Linked DNA regions of Homo sapiens: region 2 is linked to region 1. The links are chromatin loops, found by intact Hi-C in ENCODE. Cell type or tissue: mammary epithelial cell. All regions are shown on one strand. Links, peaks and the distances in the headings refer to the core of each region. The heading gives the core; the rest is flanking DNA.

Evidence for each region. Peaks named below come from ENCODE experiments on the same cell type or tissue, not always from the same donor. Only the 100,000 strongest peaks of a DNase experiment are listed, where the experiment ranks them.
Region 2: it touches region 1 in a loop (12-fold over the local background); 1 of 110 quality-filtered maps calls a loop at or near these places.

The regions. Positions count from the first base shown.
Region 1 is chr2:30,710,870-30,718,473 of GRCh38, reverse strand. No RefSeq gene overlaps it. Among named protein-coding and RNA genes, the nearest start is that of CAPN13, 93 kb to the left of the region's middle. RefSeq lists a silencer at 3,344-3,403. In mammary epithelial cell, for the core only: a CTCF peak has its summit at 4,211 (motif pointing left); no DNase peak of the experiment used is centred there.
Region 2 is chr2:30,975,987-30,983,590 of GRCh38, reverse strand. All of the region lies in intron 2 of GALNT14 (polypeptide N-acetylgalactosaminyltransferase 14), which reads left to right. Among named protein-coding and RNA genes, the nearest start is that of GALNT14, 160 kb to the left of the region's middle. In mammary epithelial cell, for the core only: CTCF peaks have their summits at 3,642 (motif pointing right) and 4,514 (motif pointing left); a DNase peak (open chromatin) is centred at 3,450; H3K27ac peaks cover 707 bases.

The sequences.
Region 1 (7,604 bases), core at 1,284-6,283:
GCCATCCCATTACTGGGCATATACCCAAAGGATTATACATCATGCTGCTATAAAGACACATGCACATGTATGTTTATTGCGGCACTATTCACAATAGTAAAGACTTGGAACCAACCCAAATGTCCACCAATGATAGACTGGATTAAGAAAATTTGGTACATATACACCATGGAATACTATGCAGCCATAAAAAAAGGATGAGTTCATGTCCTTTGTAGGGACATGGATGAAGCTGGAAACCATCATTCTCAGCAAACTACCACGAGGACAGAAAACCAAACACCGCATGTTCTCACTCATAGGTGGGAATTGAACAATGAGAACACTTGGACACAGGATGGGGAACATCACACACTGGGGCCTGTCATGGGGTGGGGAGAGCAGGGAGGGATAGCATTAGGAGATATACCTAATGTAAATGATGAGTTAACGGGTGCAGCACACCAACATGGCACATGTATACATATGTAACAAACCTGCACGTTGTGCACATGTACCCTAGAACTTAAAGTATAAAAAAAAAAAAAAAGAAGTGACAGATACAAGATTGAAGCATAAGTCCCCTGATTCGGTTACTGTGGCCTCTCCAGCAACTAGACTTTAGGCTGGTGCCCGGTAGAGCAGAGGAAAGGACTGATCTGCTTCCCTGGAGCTGGGGGTTACCCCAGTGAGGTAGCCATCTGACAGCACGTGTGCACACACACACTCACTCCAGGGCAGCTGGGTTCCAGACAGCAGCTACATGTGCATACAGACTAGCGAAAGAGTTTAAATGGTGAGGAAGGAGCAAAGTGTATCAGCCAGGTCTAGTCAGGAAAAAAAAAAAAAAACAAAAAAAACCACTCAAGGTATTTCAAGAAGGAAGGGATCTAGTCTAAGGAATGAGGCACTTAAAAAGCTGTTGGATTGGTTAAAGGAGCAAAGGCCAGGAAGGTCACCACTGACTCCCAGGCTCACCACTAGCCTTAAGAGAACCAAGAAGCTGCTACTGCTACCCAAGCCAGACACTACAGGGAGCTGCCAGTAATGGTCCTGACCTCCTGCAGCCTAACACCAGTGACTTGCAAGACAAAACCTCACATCTGCTGAAACCCACCTGACTGCACAACTTGCTGGAGGCAGAATCATATGCCTTCTGCCTCTCTTCTGCCTTCCAAATGTCACCCACATGTATCTCAAGGGTGGGACTTAAAATGTACCTGGATCTGTCCTGGCAAGGGTATTTCTCAGGCTTCCAGCCCCTGCCAAATAGGAGAGAATATAGAAAGTGGTGTAAAAGCTGCCAGGTGCCAAGAGACAACAGCCAGCACAGAGAGGACGAAAATGGAAGGAGAGATAGAAAGACAAAAAGATGGAAATGGGGACCTGAGGAAGGGAGGAAACTTTAGACAGACGAGGAACAGATAGATGAGGCATGGCCAGGAGCAATACAGACAAATTAGATGGGAGAGACAGAGGATACGACAGAAATAGGAAGACTAAAACAGAAGGAAGAAGACTGGGGCCACAGGTGCTGGTAGGAGTATTGGCGATACAGCCCAGCCACGTGAAATCCATTCCCAGTGGAAATGTTTAGTTGCCCAACGCCATCAGAATTGTTTACCTCTGTTCATCTCAGACTTCTGAGGCTGTGAGTTTCAACATTTATATATGTAGGAATTGCCTTGAGTGACTTGTTTACAATTTTGTCTGAGATCCTAATCCAGAAGGTCTGGGGCTGGCCCTGGGGATCTGTGATTTTAAAGCTCCCCAGCTGACGGCACATAGTCCTTGGGTGACATTTCAGGAATCACCGCTTTTGCAACTTCGCTGACTGGTGGCAATTCTCTAGACTGCACCAACCAGGGTGACTGTGAGATCCCTAATGAATGCAAGCTTAAGGCCTACTGTGTTCAGAGGCTTCTTACCCGTCCCACCACAACCACACTCTGCTCCCTGGGATGTCACCAAGATCCCTTTCTACCACCTCCCAGTTCCCAGAGAACTGATGTCCTCATTGATTTTTACCTCTAAACAAGCTAATTAAGCAATAATCTTAAAAGAATCCATCACTCTGACAAGGTTGTTGATTAACAATCCTCCAGCCAAGCCAAAGTGCTTAATATCTCAGCAGAATGGTCAATAATGAGTACAGCAGTGGCACCCGGCTGCAGCAAAGCAGGTGATAGCTGTATCTGAGAAGACGGGTGCAGAATGGGTAATGGGCGCGACCTTGCCGCCTGGTGGAGGACAGAGGAGGGGAGGGTGGACGGGCTTGGGGCTGCACAGATGGGCCATCTCTAGCCAGACTCTAAACCATCCTTTCTGAGGCCACCAAATGCCCCCAGAGGACTTCTAAATCTCAGAGAAACTCTGGATCATAGGAGAAGGGTCATGTGAAAGGTGGTTAGACACATGGACAATTTTGGTTTTGTTTTGTTTTTGTTTTCCGAGACAGTTTTGCTCTCATTGCCCAGGCTGGAGTACAGTGGCACGATCTCAGCTCACTGCAACCTCTGTCTCCAGGGTTCAGGTGATTCTCCTGCCTCAGCCTCCCGAGTAGCTGGGATTACAGGCGCCCGCCAGCCACCACGCCCAGTTAATTTTTGTATTTTTAGTGAAGACAGGGGTTTCACCATGTTGGCCAGGATGGTCTGGAACTCCCGACCTCAGGTGATCCACCCGCCTCGGCCTCCCAAAGTGCTGGGATTACAGGCGTGAGCCACCACGCCCGGCCGACATGGAAAATTTTGCAGCTGTGTCAGTGATATACCCACTCAGAGAAGAGACAGGCAAGACGATAAAATGACTGCCTTTGAGAGGACAATGTTAAGTCCAGGGTAATGTTATCTTTCTCTTTTCTATACTTAAACACTCTTATTTTAAACACCTCTCTGTTCCCTTAAAAAACATTTTCTTTTTTCTGCCTTGGAGGATAGGCTCTTTGACCAAGTGGAATGTGGTAAAACACTGTCCCCGATGGTCAGAATTGTTGCAGCTTCAAATCCTCCAAGGTCCAAAGATTCCTGCCCATTCAATCAGTATCCAGTGTGGGCCACAGAAGGTGGAGCATCCAGGCAGCCCAGCAGGAGCATGCACCATCCAAGCTGCCACAGCTCCATCATCTTCACCTGACTTCATCTTGGTCTGAATCCTAGTCTCACTTTTGCTGTTGTTTGCATAAAGATTGGATGAGCTTGACAAGTACTCTGGACCAAAAGGAAGGAAACTGGCCCCACTTGTGATCTCTGGTCACTGACATGCCACGTCATCTTGCCTCTTTAAGAGTTTCCATTTCCATTCAACCACAAAGTCAGGCCCTCCCTATGGCTAAATTGGCAACATTAACCCACAGTGTGAGTAGGGCAGGGCCTAGGTTATATTCTCAGTCTTGCAACTGCCTCTGTCTGACATTAGTCAGATTCTCCAGTTGGGGGTTTTGCCTGGCCCCTAAATTCTTTCCTTCTAACTCCCTTGTTCTCTGAGACTCTGCCATGGCTTACGCCTAAAGGGCTTTCCTAGAGCCCAGTTCTCCCATTTCGCAGCCTGACAAATAAAATCAATTTCGCCTCTGTTAGAGCCATTGCAACTTCACTACCCATGTATTGAGCCTGGAGTAAGTGCTCAATAGATGTTAAGGGAGTGAATGAATGAGCACATGTGGTGTAAAGATACGCACCACGGGGGAGTGGACAGAGCACTGGGTGAGAACAGAGCACTGGGTGAGAACTCTGGAGTCTAAGGTTCAAGTCCCGGTTCTGCCTCCATCAAGCTGTGTGCCTTAGGGAAATGGCCTTCTCTTCTGGGCTTCCTTCTCCAAAAATGAAGGGGCTGGACTTGCAGATTTCTAAGGTTCCTTCCATGTCACAGACTTGGAGATCCACGTCCTAACAGATTCTACTCCGCAATCATCAGCGAGGGGCAGCAATTAACAGCCAGAAAAAAGCCCCTCCAATTCAGCAACAGCAGCTCTGCTGAGACCCATGCTCTCTGGGGCAGTAAGTCAAAACAGTCCTCCCCTTCTTTAGCCTGGGAGTTGCTGCTTCTTTTATGATGCTTGTGACAATGAAAATTAAAAACCCCTTTCACCTACCTGAGGTTGGCGGTTAAGCCAGCGTTCACATGTTTTGGGGAGGTTAAAAAAAAAAAAAAAAAAAAAAAAAAAAAAAAAAAAAAAAAAATCTGGCCACTGTGCAGCCGCAGATAATGGTGCGACAGTGACACCTAGTGGTCATCTCCACTAATTACTGCTCAGCCCTGCTGCTCAGCACTGCAAGCCAGGAGTTTGCCGGAAGTCAGGCCCTCCCTATGGCTAAATTGGCAACATTAACCCATAGTGTGAGTAGGGCAGGGCCTCGGTTGTAATCTTAGTCTTGCAACTGCCTCTCTGTCTGACCTTAGTCAGCTTCTCCAATTGTGGGTTTGGCCTGACCCCTAAAGTCCTTCCTTCTAATTCCCTTGTTCTCTGAGACCCTGCCATGGCTTATGACTTATAGTTGGGAGTCCTAGGCCCAGGTGGAGAGCAGGATATCCATACCAGGTAGGAGCAGCTCTAGGACCCCAGGGTCCAGCACTGGGACCCTGGGGTTCCACCCAGGATGATTATGCACATCCCTGTCCACACATTCAGTTCCACGCAGCCGCGAGGCAGGACCACACAGCCAGGCCATCAACCATGGATGTTACAGCCAAGGGCTGCCTCCATTTCAGCTGCCAAGGTAGGAGAAAGTAACAAAACCAGCCAGAGAGAAGCCTGGGGGAGCTGACTTTCTATTGGTGGCAGGGGGCAGTTCACCTGGTTTTGCCCACTTTGTGCAACAGAATCTTGCCCTCTTGCTGGGGTCTGTAGGGTTCAGATATCTCTAAAGAACAATGCAGATGGGTTCTTCTTAGCACATTTTACTGCCTATATGTACACCCCACAAACTACAAAGGGTGGAAAGGGAAGCTATGGGTTGAGGCTTTAGAACCTCCCCCACAGGTCACAAGTGCTCACGGTTTAACATGGCTGGGGACATAGTGGCTGAGCTTGTTGAGTCTTTCCTGAGTTCCACATTATTCTTTTTTTTTTAGATGGAGTCTCGCTCTGTCACCCAGGCTGGAGTGCAGTGGCGCGATCTCGGCTCACTGCAAGCTCCGCCACCTGGGTTCACGCCATTCTCCTGCCTCAGCCTCCCGAGTAGCTGGGACTACAGGTGCTGGGCTTTCTGCCACTTGAATCCTGTTTCTTATCACCCGTGTTTGGTCTGTGTTTATGAGTCTTTCTCCAAATGTCATCTGTCCGTACTGCATGGTTTCTACAGAAGACCTTGGTGCCTTCCAATATGCCCACCACTAAAATGCTGGGTGAGGCTTTGCTGATTTCCTCACCCTTACTCCTCATGGTTTTCCCCAGACCATGACCAGGAAGTATGCAATGGTCACACTCTGCGAGCCCTCAAAGGAGGAAGTCATTTGTTCAAGTTGGGGTTGCAAACTCCAGAGCTGCCATAGTTTCTGGCGGTGTGTGGTAATTTTCCCTTGTCATTAAATGACATATGTAAAAATGCTTTTCTGGGCCAGGTGCGGTGGTTCACACCTGTAATCCCAGCACTTTTGGAGGCTGAGGCTGGCAGATTGCTTGAAGTCAGGAGTTCGAGACCAGCCTGACCAACATGGTGAAACCCCGTCTCTACTAAAATATGAAAATTATCTAGGTGTGGCAACATAGCTTGTAATCCCAGCTACTTGGGAAGCTGAGGCAAGAGAATTGCTTGAAACCAGGAGGCAGAGGTTGCAGTGAGCCGAGATCGCACCACCGCACTCCAGCCTGGGCAACAGAGCAAGACTCAAAAAAAAAAAAAAAAAAAAGCTTTTCTGGAGGTGGAGAGAAGGTGAACTATTATTTTAAAACACCTACTATATAACAGACAGAGTCCAGTCAGGAGACAAAAATCACACCAGCAATTTGAATAAGGAAAATGTAATATAAAAAATTATAGGCCGGGCATGGTAGCTCATGCCATAATCCCAGCATTTTGGGAGGCTGAAGCAGGTGGATCACCTGAGGTCAGGAGTTCGAGACCAGCCTGCCCAATATGGTGAAACCCCGTTTCTACTAAAAATACAAAGATTAGCCGGGTGTGGTAGCGGGTCGCTGTAATCCCAGCTACTTGGGAGGCTGAGGCAGGAGAATCACTTGAACCCAGGAGGCGGAGGTTGCAGTGAGCCAAGATCACACTACCACACTCCAGCCTAGGCAACAAGAGCAAAACTCCATCTCAGAAAAAAAATATATATATTATGAAGTAGTAAAAGGTGTTAACTTCTAAAAGGGGCAAAAGAGGACTCTAAGGAATACAGGAATAATAAGTGCAGGAAGCACTTACTATTATAGAGGTAGCCCTGCTACCTCTAGGGCTGGGAAGATTACCCAGAGGAGGAGGTTAGAGCATGGATGAGAGTCCCACCTTGAGGGAGAGAGTGTGGCTGCAGACCACTGGGCAGTGGAGAAGGTCCGGGGTGCCAGTGGACTGGAGCTGGAGTACAAGAGCCTCCTCTGCTGGATGCTGGGGAAAATCACTGGAGAAAGCGCCACTGGATTTCCCCCTGCTGGGACAATCACACTGTGGGAGAAAAAAGGCACACTAGAGCCAAGAGGAGGAGCTCGTCCTCTGCTTTACCTTGCAGTGTCCAGGAGGAGCCAGAAGGAGGAGCTGGTCCTCTGCTATACCTTGCAGTTTCCCTCTAGCACCCTCTACTGACACAGTGTAACATTGCAACAGCTGACGAAAGAGAATTAGTAACAGGGTCCAGCTCCAGTATTACAAAGTAGGGCAAAGAAGAGTGGATTTGCAGTTGACAGGCAATAAATTGACAACAGGCACACCTACTCTGTGCCAAGCCCCATGTTATGCATTTCCAGCACGAATCTCATAATCTCATTGATAATTATTTGAAATAGATATTATAATTCCCATTTTAATGTTGAGAAAACACTAAAAGCTAGGAGAAGTAATCTGAGAAAAATATGCAGCTAGTATACTTTAAAATATGCAACAGGGCTGAGCTGATGTTTCACTGATGGGTGTGTGACTCTAGAGTATGTTTTTCTGGCTGGGCAACGTGACTCCTGCCTGAAATCCCAGCACTTGGGGAGGCCAAGGCAGGCAGATCACCTGAGGTCAGGACTTCAAGACCAGCCTGGCCAACATGATGAAACCCTGTCTCTACTAAAAATACAAAAGTTAGCTGGGCCTGGTGGCGGGCACCTGTAATCCCAGCTACTCGGGAGGCTGAGGCATGAGAATCACTTGAATCCAGGAGGCGGAGGCTGCAGTGAACAGAGATCACACCACTGCACTCCAGCCTGGGCAACAGAGTGAGACTCTGTCTCAGAAAAAAAAAAAAAAGTAAAGAGTATGTGTTTCTACATCAAGCTAGCAGTACCTGTCACTGTAAAGGGTTAAGGACAGTACAATTTTGTTCTCCCTCTCCCAGCCTCTTCTTCTCTATTAAATCACATAAGCCTTCCCAGCATTGGTTCCTGGACTTTGCCTTGGAGAGGCGGTGAGGCAGGTGCCCCGTAGGTGTCCTAAGGGCATGATTCTCAAGCCAGAATCACTGGGAAAGTTGGTGAAAATGCT
Region 2 (7,604 bases), core at 1,570-6,569, 260 kb before region 1:
CCCAAGAAGAACCTTGTGTGGCTTCGAAAGGTACCAAGTGGTCTTTGTTCTGGGGACAGATTTCCCTTCTCCCTCCCTAAGTTTGCCTCCTACATTTCACATTACCTGGGGAATGAGGCAGGGGAAAGAGATGTGGAAAGAGATGTAGAGACATTTTCAATGCCCAGGATGGAAAACTGATTTGGATTAAATATTTGCCAGGAATAATTCATTCAACAAATTATTGAGTCTAAGACTATTAAGTATAGATCAGTAAAAACAACAACAACAACAAAAAAAACAGACTGAAAGTGTGCCCTCATGGAACTTGAATGCCCCCAGTGAATAAATCCCTCAGGTGGACAAGTGGGAGCTACCTTACTACCCTCCCCAGGCCCCTAGTACCTCCCCACCTTACAGATCACTTTCCACAGGAGGCATGGTCCCTTAAGCTAGCCTTGAAAATAAGCCCTGGCCCGTGAACTCAGGGTTTCAGTAACACCAAGGGCAGTGTGGTATCAGTTCTCTCGCCTCTGAATTATCTGTCTTTAAAGGACAGAGGAAGAGGGGTGAAGAAGATTCCCTGGATTTGCACTCTGCATTCCGGGGGTGCTCTCCTCAGTGTTATGGGGAACACAGGAGGGGTGGAGAAGACAATACTGTTGAGTTTGGCTGCAGCTTTTGTCTATTTCATGAGCTTTCCATGTCCCAGTTCAGTGGCTTTTGAAATCTTCTTGCACAACCAAAATCTGCCGCAACACCAGAAACTCTCTTCATCTTTTCTCAAGGAAATCTTTTATTGAAATATAAGATACATATGGAAAAGTACACACCTCCTGCAGGTATATCTTGAAGAATTTTTCCAAAGAGAACACACCTATGTTCCTGCATCAAGTACCTACATCAAGTTAAAGAATATTCTGTGTTTGCCAGAAGCCACCCTTATGCCCGTGCCCCATCAGAATTCTCCGTGGCTACCTTGTCTTCAAAAGCTGTAGATTGATGTTGCTTGGTTTTGAACTTTATATAAATGGGATTACACAGTATGTACTCATGTGTATCTGGCTTCCCTCAAAGTTCTGTGCATGAAACTCAGCCACATTTTGCAAGACACAGTTTGTTTATTCTCATTGCTGTGTAGTATTCCTTTATAAGAATATATTACAATTTCTATATCTACTCGACTATCAGTGCTCATTTGGGGTTTTTCCAGCTTGGCTTTTATGACGAGAGCTGCTATGATTAAGCTTCTACTTGTCTTTTGGTGAACAGGCATATGTGTTTCTGTAGGGTGTACCCCTAGAAGCTTCTGTAGATATCATCAAATATTTAATGAAGTACTTACAGCAGAGTCCCTGTTGCACCAAGTCCTCATTATCAATCACTTGCTATTGTCTGTCTGTTTCATTTTTGCCTACCAGGAGGCTGAGTGGTGGTGTCTTATTGTGGTTTAAATTTGCCTCTCCCTGCTGCAATGAAGTGGCACACATTTTCCTAAGTTTCTTGACCGTTTGCATACCCGAGCAAGCGTTTTGCCCCTTCTCTCTGCATCTGTCTATGCCTTTTGCCCAAGAACCAGGCACAGAGGGCCTGGCTGTCAGTTCCCCCCTCAGTAACCTGCCTTTCTTCTGGATATTTTTTGCCATTTTGTCCAACATTGTGAGGCAGCATGATAAAGTAAGGGGAAGAAATAACTGGCCTGAGCCTGCGAAAGTGCATGCCCTTTCTAAGATACTGCCCAACAATGCCTTCAGCTCCCTGGGTGTCTGTTTCCTCCCACGTAACATGAGAGAAGTAAGCCAGAGATGCTTATTAAGGTCAGTTCCAGCTCTGTCTGCTGGTTTGAAAATACTTCTGCCGGTAAAAGCATGCGGAAACTGGCTTAGGTACTAAGTAAGTTGGACGCTATTTCCAGAAACATGAAGCCCTCCTGCTCGGCAGTGGTGCCCCTCCCCCTGCCCTGGATTACTCTTTCCCCTCGCAGACTTCCCTTCCTAACAGGACTCCAGGGCCCTGCAGAGCATCAGAGCCCTTTTTATTGCCACCTTGTCCATTTCTTCATGCAGGCCTTCTCCACCCTCTCATGCCCTCCACGCAGTGCAGGTCACCAGACCTCTCCTAGCCTGAGGTGCACATGTAGGCTGATTTGACATGTCTTCTCACTTATCTGAAAGCCCCGGACCTATTAAACACAGCAGCAGCAGAGATGCTTGCTCCTGGAGTTGGCACATCACGTAGAAGGCAGTTTGACTGCAAACATTGGTGACCTGCCCACATTTTTCAGTCTAGAATAAGGAGCTGAAACACACAGATGTCTTCCCTTTAAAACCTGGATCACTGTCAAGTTCCATTACCATTTGCCCCCAAGTGCTTCAAAGAACCACTGGCTCTTATGATATAACACATGTGCCTCTACTGCCAGGAAGAAATAGGGCTGGTAGGATTGGCTTGAGGAAATTTCAAGGAGGCTCTGTGCTGGGACGAAGGTCCTGGGATAATTCCTACAGGAGAGGATGAACCATGCAGTAAGCCCTTAGAGTAAGACTCTTCATGCCTTGTATTTCTTTAGCCCAGGCTGGAGTGAAGTGGCCTAATCTCGAACCACGGTGCCCCCAGGTTCAAGCGGTTCTCCTGCCTCAGCCTCCTGAGTAGCTTGGATTTTAGATGCCTGTCACCAAGCCCAGCTAATCTTAGTAGAGACGGGGTTTTGCCATGTTGGCCAGGCTGGTCTTGAACTCCTGACCTCAGGTGATCCACCTGCCTTGGCCTCCCAAAGTGCTGGGATTACAGGCGTGAGCCACCGCGCTCGGCCCATGCCTTGTATTTCTATAGGACTTCACGAAGTGCTTTCCCAGCTCTTTCTCATGTCCTCAGTAGCCCTTTGGGTGAAGAGGTCATTGCCATTTCACAGAGAAGGAAGCTGAGACCCAGGCAACGTAACTGGTTGACTGAGTGGCTGGGCTAGGTCTCCTAGCCCTGTGAGCTTTGACATACAACATCTCTGTCACTTACTAGCTGGACCATGGGTGAGTTACTCAAACTCCCAGAGACCCCATTTCTTCATCTGTAAAATGGGAATAATAATGGTCCTCAGGGTGAGGTGAAATAATTGATGTCAAATGCCGAGCCTCATCTTTAACCTCTAGTAAGCACTTGGTGACTGTTTGCTAGCTGTGGCCCTGAGTAGTCAAGTTAGTACTGGCATCAGGAGGGCAGCTGGGGCCTGCTGCAGTCACCCAGGCAAGAGGGGGCATCAGGACCAGCAACAGTTCTGGTTTCATCATCTTTCCTGCTGCTCCGCAGCTGTGGGCCAAAGCAGGTCTGGAAGGCAGGGCAGACAGGTAACAGGGCCAGGGGTGGAGAAACGGGTGACATGGATGAATGTAGAGAGGTCCAGGCTCTGCACCCTGCTCTCCAGCTCTGAGTCAGGGTGCTGCGGCTCATGTGAGTCACAGTGGAGCTGAGAACAAGGTGGGCTGGGTGCAGGGCATGTGAGCAGGGAAGTCCTTAGAGAGCTCTGGGCCTCGGCCTTGGCTCCTGGCTCTGAACATTCCATTTGCCTGAATGTCAGACTTACTTTAAAAACTGGAAAGCAAAATGAGCGAGGAGGCGACTGCAGTGCCACATCTGGTGAAATTTGTGCTTGAAAGATACTGGGGATGGAAGCCAAGGCCAGCAGAGGGAGTGATTTAGAGCCGGGGGCCAGCAACTACAAAATGTGTTTGACAAGAGATGAAAAGAGCGGGAGAGGAGATGACAGCTGGGTGGGGGCTGCTGTGGGAGGGAGACCTCTGAGCCGAGGGTGGCAGACACAGGATGGAGTGCTGAGGGCCACGTGAGGCCCCAGGTGACTGGCAAAGTAAGCAGGCACAATGGGATGTGATGGAAGCAGGAATCCGCTGGGGACTCTGTGGATCACTGAGCAGTGAGGGTCCCACTGGCCTAGTGAGGGGCAAGATCAGTAAATGTCCTTGAGCTTATCTTTGCTGTCCCTGAGGCAACAAGAGGAATCCCTGATCTCCATGGAAACTTTATTGTATTATCCAAACTGCTCTCCCCTCCTGACTCTCATGATAACCGTGGCCTGGCCAGAGCTGGCGTGGTGGTTGAGTCTCTTCTGCTTCCCTGCTCCTCCCTGTCTCTCCTCCTTGATTCCTCATAAGGTGGCATCATGTACTCCTTGTCCCACACCTTCCTGCCCTGCCTCTCAAGGTAGCAAACACCCTCTTTGCTCCCGTCTGCTTCATCTCAGGCCGGGTGCCACCACCCTTCAGACTTTCACCCAAGCCCTGATCTGTGGCATCATCCTGCTCTCCCCCCACTCCCATTTTGTTGTCTCCTCTGAGATATCTCTTGCTCCCTGAGATATCTTGCTGCCAAACTCAGCCGCTGCCCCCTCTCGTCTGGGTGACTGCGGCAGGCCCTAGCTGCCCTCCTCATTGACTCTGGCTTTCTAAATGCAGAAGGATCACTCCTCACCTGAAACTCTTCACATGCTGTGGGCACACAGCTCCTGTCACCACCCCAACCCTGAAGTCAAGGCCGCCCCCATCAGGCCATGGCCTGTGCCGACTGTGCTGTGAGGATTCAGGCCTCATCATTGCTGCTTTCTCTATTCAGGATGCCCTTTTGTGTTTTGGGAGTCTGGGTGGAGGGTGTCTTCTTCAGGAAGACCGCTTGCCCCTCAGACAATTTGGCAGCCCCTCCATCCTCTATGCTTACCCTGAGCAGCACCCCTTGCTGTGCATTGCAGACATCAGCTTACTGTCTATCACCCTTCCAAGCCCCTGAGCAGCTAGCACAGGAATGCTGACTTATCTTTGCATCTCCTGAGCCTAGCACGGTGCCTGGCACTCACACTGTCCATCAGTATCAGCTGAGTGAATAGGGGCCCAAAGCGCACCTCGTGATTCCTTCTCAAGCTACTGAAAATATCAGGGATTGGGAGTGCAGGTGCCGGTGAGCGAGTGAATCCTCAGAACAGAGGGAGAAAATCAAATCACAGGAAATTTAAAACCATCCTCGCTCAACAGAGAATTATCCACGTTCACGCATAAATCCAGCGCCACAATTGGCAAACACGTATTGATCATACCATCCCCCTGATGTGTGGGAGGCACCATATATATGTTCTCTCGGTTCAGCCTCACAACTTTGCTATGACCCTTGTTTTAGAGATGAAGAAATTGACTCCGGTAGCTTGAATAACTTGTCCACAGGAATTTAAAGAAGTAGAAACGTGGCCCCTGCCTGCAAGAAGGCAGTAGTTACCTAGGAAGATGGCACAGTGATTTAGAAAGGGGAATAGTCATACCAGGCGGCCATGTGGAGTGTGGTGGAGGAAGTGATTTCAGCGAAACTGCACAACAGTGACAGTTTGGGCAGCTGGAGGAGGGAAGGTAACAGAATCTAGGGAGGTTTGTGGAGGTTGTGACACAGGTACAGTCAAGGGCAGTGACTGGGCTGGTTTAGCAGGGCCAGAAGGCTCCTGCAAGGGAATGTGGGGGCAGGGTGCTGAAGAGCTAACACGAGGGTGGAGGCCTTGAGATGCTGGTGAAGGTTTAACTGCAGGTGGCTCTGAAGGTCGGGAGAGGGTCCTACAGTGAGAGCAGTGTGTTAGGAAGATGGAAGAGAGAACGGCTGTGGAGAGGGTGGGAGGAGTGGTTGGAAGTGACTCTTCTGCAGGCGGGAAGAATAGTTAGGAAGCTGTTGCAGGAGGGCAAACCAGGGGTGTAGATCAGGCTTGGTGATATAAAAAAGAGGCAGATTTGAGTGCAGTATTGGCTCAGGGGTGGATTGACTGTACGAAGGTGCAGGAAGGTATGGGAAGCCTTTGCTTTTTCCCTCCCTGCTTCAGACCAGAATGGCGCACGGATGTGAGTCCCCTGGGGAAGAGGCATAGGACCCTTGACCCTCAAACAGACCATTCCTGAGCTCAGGGTGCTGAGTCTAGCACATTCCTGGAGTTCCTTGGCTGCAGGCCTTACTTTTGCTCCTTATAGCTGTTGCAATTGGAGGAACTTTCCCCTTTCAGGTGAAAGGAGGGAATGATGCTTCTCTGATCCTTTAGGTGGAAAGTCTGAAAAATATCATGAAATAGCTCTAGGAGTATCAAGGGGAGATACTATGCTTTAGCAAGTGAGGGATGACCCACACCCATGATTTTCCATCTTTCCAGAATCTTCCAGCATGCAGCGTTCAAGATAAAAGACAGAGAGAAGGGCTGGGTATGGTGGCTCACGCCTGTAACCCCAGCACTTTGGGAGGACCTGGTGGGCGGATCACCTGAGGTCAGGAGTTCGAGACCAGCCTGGCCAACATGGTGAAACCCTGTCTCTACTAAAAATACAAAAAATTGGCTGGGCATACTGGCGCATGCCTGTAGTCCCAACTACTCTGGAGGCTGAGGCATGAGAATTGCTTGAACGCCGGAGGCAGAGGTTGCAGTGAGCCAAGATGGTGCCACTACACTCCAGCCTGGGTGACAGAGTGAGACCCTGTCTCAAAAAAAAAAAAAAAGACAGAAAAGCCAATATGGAATAAAGGTTTCAGAGGCAGTGAGTGTGGATAATCTTCAAAGGGCATTCTCGTGGAGCTCGTGAGGGCACCGACTGGTAGGGGGGAACCAGACCATCTGGGTTTATGTTGAGGCCCCACCACTCACTCATTGTGACTTTCCCTCTCCACCACCATGAGAAGAGGAATTGCAGCACCCACCTCGGGGAGTTACTGTGCAGGCTGAAAGCTCTGGGAAGAATACCTGAGACAGAGTGAGGATTCAATTGTGTCATCTATTATTACTGTTGTATGATGTGATTTGAGCAGGGCTAAAATAAGACATGAAGGAGCTCTGGTCCCAGACACCAAGGTATCTTTTTTAGGAAACATTTCAAAAATAAGTCTTGGCCCAACTCCACACTTTCTGTCCCAGCTAGGCTCTGCATTTGCCTTTTGAGAAGATTCTTTTTTGCACACACACACACACACACATACACACACGCACACGCACATGCACACACAGCTGCCGTCTGGGTGGTGCTTGGTACCGGCTAACACAGGTCCTGCCAGTGTCCCTAGAGAAACCTCTTTGCAGCCTCCATAGATCTGCTGATCTTCCTGAAGAGCAGAAGCTGCCACTTCCCCCAGGGTTTCCACCAAACCTCAGTGTTCCACTCACTTGGAAGGGGCTAGGCAATGTAAAAGATCAAGATTAGTTGTTTAGAAAAACAGAAGGATCCTGGTGCATTGGAGTAATGGCCATTTCTAGGAGGTCTTTAAATGCAGCCAGAGGAGTCTACGTTCTTTAAGTCATGTGGTCCTTCTGAGCCCAGATTGCACGAGTCAGTACAGGCAGCAGAACTGCCTGAGGAGGTAGATTGGGGCCAGAGATTGAAAAACCCTGTCAACTTGCTATCCTGAGCAGCACTGAGAGCTGAGATGGATCTGCTGGTTCCAGAACAAAGAGTGGGAGATGTCTGGCCTTCTGTGTTCAGTAATTATGTTTTTTGCTGAGAGTAGTCAAAGGCTTGTCATAATTCAGTGGAACAAACCCTTGAACAGTTCTTTCAGATGCCAGTTGGTAAATGAATGCAGGTATGATCCATGGAATTGGGGAAGAGAGGAGA